2 separate regions of the Homo sapiens genome follow, and region 1 is linked to region 2. The links are chromatin contacts, found by Hi-C in ENCODE. All regions are on one chromosome and are shown on one strand. Each heading gives the region's core, a stretch centred on a gene start or an enhancer-like site at or near the end of the contact. The rest is flanking DNA. Distances are from core to core; before and after follow the strand shown. Region 1 overlaps ARHGEF7 (Rho guanine nucleotide exchange factor 7). Region 2 holds the start of LINC00368 (long intergenic non-protein coding RNA 368).

Evidence for each region. A loop is a pair of places that touch in the nucleus more often than their neighbours do. Pooled maps may share reads with other maps.
Region 1: a loop to region 2 is called in a map of pancreas, with 2.2 times the contacts of the local background. The contact joins the enhancer-like site here to the promoter of LINC00368 in region 2. A Hi-C loop is called at or near these places in 1 of 168 maps with a recorded cell type or tissue (pancreas) and 1 of 50 pooled maps.

Annotation. Positions count from the first base shown.
Region 1 is chr13:111,208,646-111,212,927 of GRCh38, reverse strand. ARHGEF7 (Rho guanine nucleotide exchange factor 7) reads right to left here. Exons shown (of 22, transcript NM_001354046.2): 4 at 2,926-3,056. Among named protein-coding and RNA genes, the nearest start is that of ARHGEF7-AS1, 62 kb to the right of the region's middle. RefSeq lists an enhancer at 713-1,240. Within about 2 kb of position 2,232, at least 9 of the 41 ENCODE cell types and tissues checked have a DNase peak (open chromatin) inside an H3K27ac peak, as active enhancers do.
Region 2 is chr13:111,092,804-111,097,093 of GRCh38, reverse strand. LINC00368 (long intergenic non-protein coding RNA 368) reads right to left here and starts at 1,256. Exons shown (of 3, transcript NR_120415.1): 1 at 1,200-1,256; 2 at 232-424.

The DNA.
Region 1 (4,282 bases), core at 983-3,482, 110 kb before region 2:
TCATGTCAACCAATATAAGATGCCAAAAATTAGACAATGCCTTTATATTCCACCAAATACTGTCAATTACATTATGGCATACCATCAACTGTAAGATACACGTACTTCCAGATGTGTTAAAATGACTTAAAAAGAGAAGTCTTTGAATTGACAAAATATGGTATATGAAAATATTTAACAATGTGTACAATACATTTGGATATAATTTCTTGCATGTCTTGGAAATACACTCGGTGACTGGTCCAAAGCCAAGGTTAGCTGCCAGCATCAGGACTGTGCCAGACGTACAGGTCCCTGGTTTCCAGAAGCAGAAGCAGCACTTTAAGAAATCAAGTCACCTCTCCCAGAAATGAAGGATGATGGGGACAATCACCTCACAAACGCCATCCCCAAACTCTGAGAACAGCATTCAGCACTCAAGGCTGTACCAATCAGCAGCCAGCAGTTGAAGACTAAAAGCACAGCAGTCACCAGGAATTCCAGCGGTGTCGAACAAAGAGTGAAGTATGAACTCATGCCTTATCTATGAGAAAAACCATACCTAAATCTACAACTGGCGCCTACCACATTCTTCACCACCGAGGCCCATCACAGAGCCGAACTGGATAAAGAGCTCGATTTAGTTCAGCCTCTGGAAGTGGGTAAGAACTCTCCCCTGACTGTTCTTTCCTTGGAATGGTGGAGGGGCACCGCAGACAAGTGAAAACCTCCACTGCAGTGCAAAGCAGTAAACGCAACATCAAACTGTTCAAGCCTGCCTATATCCCAAGACAGGAAATCTGTCCCGAGGCAGGGGGCTGACGGTTTCACAGATGAAAAACAAGCTTATAAAAACAACCAGCAACTGCAGTGGTGGCTGGAGGACACATTCTTACACTGAAAGGGAGGCAGGTAATGAAGGAGCAACACAAGAGCAAAGGGGCATAAACAACACCAGCCCCTCAGAACACAGATCCTCGCCTGGGGGATGGAAGCGTCTTACGCAATCTCAAAGCTTAGGTTTAATATGATCTCAAAACTGACATTCAAGAAACTGCAAGTTGCCTTTTAGCTTAACTTTTTATCATGGAAATGTTCAAATGCACACAAAAGGAGAGAGTGACAGGTGGCCCTCCATGCATCCACTGCCCAGCTTCAAAGGAATGTTAGGCCATTCTTGTTTCAAGATAAGTTCTTAATTTTTAATCCAAGAAAACTACTACAAAGTGCTATCGATAAACTACACAGAAAAACCTAAGGGTAAAGAAACATTCATTCTTACCTAGCATGGCTGAGAGAGGTCTTGCACATTCCATCAAAGAGAAAGCAGCTCTCTAGCACCCAATCAAAACATCAGCCCAAAAAGACTTCACACAGGTCAGAGAGCGCAAGTCTATTTCTAGTATAACGAAATTTCAGCAGCTAATGAAAAATTAATCCAATACTTACTATGATCTCAGTAACATTACCAACAAACATTACATTTAACTTTATTTTACTTAAAATTATACATTTGTAATCTAGTCCTCTACTCAAAAAGAAAAAAAAATCAGATGAAAATTGCCACCAGTGAACGGGTGAGACAGCAAATCACAGCTTTACCCAAGGCGAGCTGATTTCTCTTATGTTTTCCTCATGTGTTTTACAGAGCTCATTTCAAGTGTGTTTAAAGTGGTTTGTTTAGTCCTCTTTAACTTGGAATCCTAATGCTCCCAATGGTAGTCCACAGAATTCTTCCAGAACAGGCTCCTGCAAAGCAGGAAACAGCAACAGCCAGGCCTCTCGGGGCTGCTGTGAGGACTGCAGCACTCAGGCCATGCAGCCCACCGCCCACCACGCCTGAAGCAGTCAGACCCCTCGGGGATCCTCTAAGAGGAGACACAGCAATGATAGCGAGCTTGAGTTCAAAAAGTTCAGAAACATAAAAATCACATTCCTCGCATATCTTTCCATTTTTCACACATGCTTCATAAACCACTGTAATTTATTTCCCTCTACAAATCACGACTCTATCTAAATTAACTTTTATTTCTTGAGGACCACCATCAGCTTACTTAGCAATACTCCCCCATGTTAAGGCAGAGGAAAATCCATGGACCCTTCATGACTCTAGAATAGGGTTCTCTCTAGACTCACGTTACAAGATCACTATGTTTCTAACAAAGTATGTACTGTCGCGAGAAAGCAGTGGTATCCCCAGCAGCCAATCGAAGTCACTGCCCGCCAGCTGCAGCTCAGAGAAGGGTGCAGGACTGCAGAGTGGCAGCCCTGGCTCTGCCCCAACACTCTACAGGCAGCCCTGTTTAACCCTGCTTGAGTTTCTCATTTTCAACTTCACTATTACATTCCATGGGCTTTACTCACAGCCTGTATCCTGAGCATTTTTAAACGAGTATTTTTTCACTCTCCACGACAACTGTTCGATCATCTAAGTTTCTTTCTCTGCGTCCCAATCAGTCATTCTAAGGGATTCCCTCCCCTGTAAACTAAATCCTGACTTAGTAAAGCACACTAAGCCATGCTTTCATGAAGAGAAGAAAGGCCAGATTCTTTAGTTTTAACCATCTCTTCTTTACGGAGCTGAGTACTTTTCCATACATATTTCTTATTCTCAATATTTCTGTACATGTGCATAGCTGATAATGCCATGCAAATGACAAGGGGTGTGTTTTTTTAAAGCAGCATCACTCCAGATATCGAGTCATGAGTCTTGCAATACAACCTAAAAACAAATGAGTTTCTCAAAAGCAATCATTAAGCATAATATCTGGATCATCTGGTAATGAGCAAATGCCAAACCAGATTACAGGCACAACGGAGGCGAAGTCCAGCTACCTTTGCCCTGTTTAACACCATTAATGGAGGCATACGTATCTTCTCAGATATATCCATACACACTCATATCCTTCCCAAACATATTTAAGTAACAAAATCTCTCAAACTTACCAAACTCCGATACTGGCCCTGGAACAGTTTTGAAGTCCGAGTGTGCAAAGACTGTGATCCAAGGGAGTCAAAAGACTTTATGCGGTGAGACGAGGGCCGGGCACACACGGAGTCACTCCCCAGCCCGATGTCTGCAAAGAGCATGCACACAGAAAAAGAGAGCTGAGAGCGCCTGATACCACGCACCCACACTACACACTAGACTTTAAAACTAGGGCAGCACAGAGGGACACACCAAAAGACCACAACAAAGCAGCCCATTTATGCAGAAAACAAAGAACAAATTATTTGCTACATAAATGACTTGCATTCATTCCCCAACTACCTTTCCAGAAATTATCTGGAGATAACTATTAATCAGTTCTTCTCTAATATAATTTTCAAAAGTTTGTGAAATGTATTATAACTTTTAAAGATTTTCCCTTCACCTGGAAAAAAAAGCCTCTCAAATTTGATTATGGAGCGGAGAACAACCAAGTACTGATTCTCCAAAGCATCACCACCACATGCCCACTTTTCCAGGACGATGTGTCATGCAATAAGCAACAGAAGGAAAAGACTCTTATTTAAAAGAGAAAATCCAGTGTATTTTTCAGCCAGAGAGAACCTTGTGAGGATTATTTCCCCAACACTAAGGCAGCACAGGCTCTACTCACCTCATGAAGTTGCTGACAGAATCAAAGTAAACAGACAGTAAGAGGCTTAGTTCTGTTCTCTGGATCTCCCTTCATAAGACACTCCACACAGGCCATCCAACAAATAAATAATAGCAATTTATTCTTAAAAGTGACTCAATTAAAAAAAAGAGAGAATGAGGCTGTGAAAAACTTTGCTGGGAAAATCGCTGTTCTGAGAGGCACGTGCCCGGCCATGTCCTAAACTCCAGGGAGGCTTCCATGAAAGCAACCCTAAGTCTCCAGGTCCCAGCTTCCTCCCAGGTGTTTGGATTGGCTTGCACGTATCTTATAAAATTCTGAATTAAACGGTCAACATCGAAAAGTCTGAAGGTATCACCAAAAACCCAGATTCCCCACTGCTCTTGACACATTTAGGATGTGGCCACACCAGGTCTATATCCCATCAGGTAAAGCTGGCTCAGAGCTGGGCAGGGGCTGTCCTGAGAGGACCCAGCACCCATGCCCTTCCATCCAGCTCCTCCCTTCACGCCACCTGCCTGACCCCACAGATGGGGGCTTGCTACTCCAACGATCTTAAATTCTTCTCAGGTCACCCCCTCACCCTACACTTCCCAGGACCTGCTGAGGGCAGGTTACGAGTAATCTCTATAGAGCACATTCTGCTTGAGAACACAGGGGTCTCAGGCAACCCGCAGCACAAAACCAGCTAAAAGGGCATT
Region 2 (4,290 bases), core at 7-2,506:
CACATTAAGCGTGTGCTCGCTCAGGAGCAAATGCCAGTGGAGGACACACGAGCCTGAAGGATTCCACGGCCCAGAAAACCTACTCAGGAGAAAGCAGCAGGCACTGGAAGATTAAGCCAGTCCAGTGAGCTCTTGTTTGTATGCATCATCAGGATGCCATGATAGACAAGGCTTGTTGGAAAGCCAAATGTTTTACAAATAAAAGCTGTTTTCTTCTCCAGGTGAATTTACCTAAGAGAGGCTTGCAAGTGCTGTCCTCAGTGCCCTTGCCTGGGTGTAAAATAGCAGAGACCGAATCCAGGACTGGGTGTGAAAACTGCTGATTGGTCGCAAAGCCTGAAACAAATACTGCCTTAGAAGTGAGCGGTACTGTGATTCTTCTGTTAAAATGCCCGTTCATGCTTTACCTATATTCTGTGCAAAACTAAAAAAAAAAAAATTATACTGGAGAAGTACTTTTTGAAGCAGAACAGAAGCAGATACCAACAAATAAATATTTGATGCATAATTAGTTCCCTGCCATATTTTGTACCTGGGTAGTAAATCAATCTTACATGAACATTTTTTGCTTTATATGGCTTTGGCCATTTGAATGTAAATTTTACTTCCAGAGGGAAGCATTTTTAATTGCCCTGGTTGCTGTTTTTGTTTTTATTTTTATTTATTCCCGGAAAAAAAGGCACATCAATTAAATTATGAGTTTGATTAATTGGAACCCAATTTTAGAAGCCGCGTCTTATTGAATATACAGAAGACCTTTAAGAAACAGGGATTTTTGAGCTTGTCCTGGTCCTACATTTCATTAAGAGTCTGCCTAGATAGTGTGAGCTAATTAGCCCGGGGTGAGAAAGCCTCATCCCCACCAAACAACTTCTGGTGGAGGGGGTTCCCTTAGCTCAGGAAACTGGTTAGAGATGAAGGCAGTAAAACGAAACGAAGGGTTCACAGAGGAGTTAAGAAAATAAGGAGTGGAACAACCAGCCCAATAAAGAAGTCATCGGTCAAAGGGGTTAAGAACGAAACACAGAAAGGACAGAAAGAAAAAGAGACTAGGCTCATGGCAATATGCGAGCACTGGAGGTTCTAATAAAATGTGAGTGTGGGGTGCCAGCTAATTCAAATGTAAGGCTAAAGGTGGCTTAGAAGTAAAGTATTAGGATAAGGAAACACATTAAATGAAGAAAAGGCAGCATACATACATGTGTTCATAGCAGTGTAATTACTTCATGTAGGAGCCTGGAAATATTCGTATCACTGGGAAAGGGCGTGGTAAACAGGGTAGAACCTTCACAGACCATTGTGAGGTCAGCAGGAACGTGAAGAGCGTGAGGTCAGTGTATAGAAAATAAGCACGACCGTTTATACTACAACTACAGCCACACCCCAGAAAAGCAGGGGTCCGTGACCCCCACAGCCGGTCGCCACATCGAGCCCTGGGCATAAGGGAGAGTTCTATTTGGATGCGGTCCAGGAGCGCGCGTAATCCTGTCAAGGTTGGAAGACGATGCAAGTGTTTCCCATGGCAGGACGGTGACTCTCTTCAAACACGAACACTGATCTGAATTACAAAATGTCCTAAAAGGCAGGTCATACCTGTTCTGGTGCTGTTCTCTCTCAGCTCCCAACACGCCCTCCTGTGCTTTGCCGCATCACACTGCGCTGGAGCCTCGCAGCTCTGTTCCCCTGCACCCTAGCCAATCCCACCCCACCCCTGTAAGTGCTGCCAAGAGTGGCACCCAGAGGGGCTGAAGCTGCGCTCCTCGTCCAGGCTTGCTGCCCTGCCACCCTACTCTGGCAGAGCTGTCTGTCCCCTTTTCAGTTTCCTCCCCCACTCCCCTACACCAGCCCTCCGCAGCCTCCGGAGGCCCCACCAGCAACCGGCAGCCTCCTCTCCCAGGCTGTCCCCGTGGACTGGCCAGCACCCCCTGGGCTCCAGCAGCCTGGCAGTCCCTCCCTGTCGAGCCTGGGCTCCAGGTCCACAGGGCCTGCCCCCGTTCTCAGTTCTGATGGTCACGTTTCCCTCCTGCCAGCCCTGTAGGCAGTGGCCTCCTGCGGGTCACCCCATGGAAGCTCAGAGCCCCCTTCACCTGTGGCCTCCAGTGGGTTCTATTGAACAACCGGTCCCTCAGGTGCAATCCTACCTGGCAGACAACCATGCCGCTTCCCAGGGGACCCCAGCCAGCATGGGCATTGAGGAGGGGACAGCGCACGGAAGCCAGGCAAGGGCTGGGTTAGATACAAAGAGCTGAGGACGGTGTTTAGTGAAACGAGGAGTCAGTGTTATATGGAACAGGGTAATCAGTTTGCCAGAAAAAGTATTAGGCAAGGAAGAGAAAAGGAGAGAAAGGAGTAGAATTGCTCACAGAGATGGCGTGAGGACCAGGAGCTGTGCAGAGTGCTAACAGTCTATGCAGTCACGATTGTGCTAGTTGATCAGCTAGCAGTCTACGCAATCACAACTACACTAATTGATCAGCTAACAGTCTATCCGGTCATGACTGCCCTAATTGATCAGCTAGCAGTCTATGCAATCAGGACTGTTCCAATTGATCAGCTAACAGTCTATCCAGTCACGACTGCTCCAGTTGATCAGCTAACAGTCTGTCCGGTCACAACTGTGCTAATTGATCAGCTAGCAGTCTTTGCAATCACGACTGGTCTAAATGATCAGCTAACAGTCTATCCAGTCACAACTGCACTAATTGATCAGCAAACAGTCTATCCAGTCACGACTGTGCTAATTGATCAGCTAACAGTCTATGCAGTCATGGATGCTCTAATTGACCAGCTAGCAGTCTATCCAATCATGACTGTACTAATTGATCAGCTAGCAGTCTATCCAGTCACAACTGCTCCAATTGATCAGAATGCCATGAAGCACAGAGCAAGAGACTCAAACCATGCTGAGGAATCAGATGCACAATTAAAAACCTCCCTTCCTTCTCTTCTCCCCAGAAAGAATGGCTGCTAAGATTTTTTTCTTTATCCTTCCATACCCTTTTTCTGCATGCATACAGGGTTAAAGGACTCTCTTCCTGCCTTGAGTTATATGAATAAAAACAAGTGCTCAGGGACCCCACATTCTAAAATAAGGTGCTGAGGTGCCCCCATGAGAAGGGTCTGCCAGCCTTCCCTCCTTCCCCACCTCCAGGCGACATGGGGGCTGGGACAGTCAGGGGAGCAAGGTCGGCAGGGCAGGTGCGCTGTGGCTCTCTCCCTTCTCACCAGGAGGGGGTGCTTCACTCCGCCAAGCCAAGAGAGGGGCTTGAGGGACCCCTCAGAGCATCATGCCATCCCCCAGATCTGCAGGGGGCGCAGGGACAGGTAGCAGGGAGACATGAGGCTGCCTTAGGAGTATGGTGGGATGAGGTGTGCTCATGTCTCCCTGGGGCTGGACGTGGACCCTGTAAGAGGGATCCAGACCCGGGTCCTCCTGAAACGGATATCGGGAGAGATGCAGCAACTCCAGAAAGAGAGTAGGGGCATCCCTGATGCCCAGGGGTTCAGGGGCATTCAGGGCTACTTGGAGGAGGCTCCGTCCTCATCAGGGAACTACAACCTGGAGATCCCTGCAGGGACGTCTCAGGAGAACCTGCAGAAGCTCTGCACTGGCCCGAGGTGCCAACTCTACGGCAGGGGAGAACCTTCCTGCCTTCACCTCTCTCCCCTCCTCTCCCTCCATGGGGGAGCCAGAGGCGGCGTGTGCTGGGGGAGGTGGAAGATGGGGCTGAAGAGGCCAGTCACGCCGCACCCCCTCCCCACTGCGTCAGTCCGGAGTCAAGGTCGGAGCCTGGCGGGGGAGGAGAGAGGAGTCGTGGGGGTTTCACATCGGGTGACTGGGCGGTTTCATACCCAAACGCTGTGATGCTTGGCGCATACCTGACAGCGACCAGGAAGGCCAAGGCTTGTGCCCTAGATCTGTTCCGAGCGTTTCTGGGACGCCTGCGGAGAAAGAGTGGACAGATCTGTTTAAAGGGGCTTTGGAGAGAAAGAATAAAGTAACGTTCTGTTTTCATCCCATTGAGGGCAGCTTATTAATAAACTGGAGACTCTTTTCTGTAGAAAGAACATCCTGACCAAATGGAGAAGTCAGCATGAAGCAGGAAATGGAGGCAAGGTGCAAAAACCCGTCTTGGACGCCAGGACTGGTCGGGGAAGACATGTCCAGGCTCACAGACCACCATCCACTTGGCCAGCCCATGGGAGTGGGGGCACCTGATGCCCTCAAAGCCTGCTGACACCCACTGGGGCCCATGCAGGTACCACTCGTTGTGCTGCAGAAATGCTTGA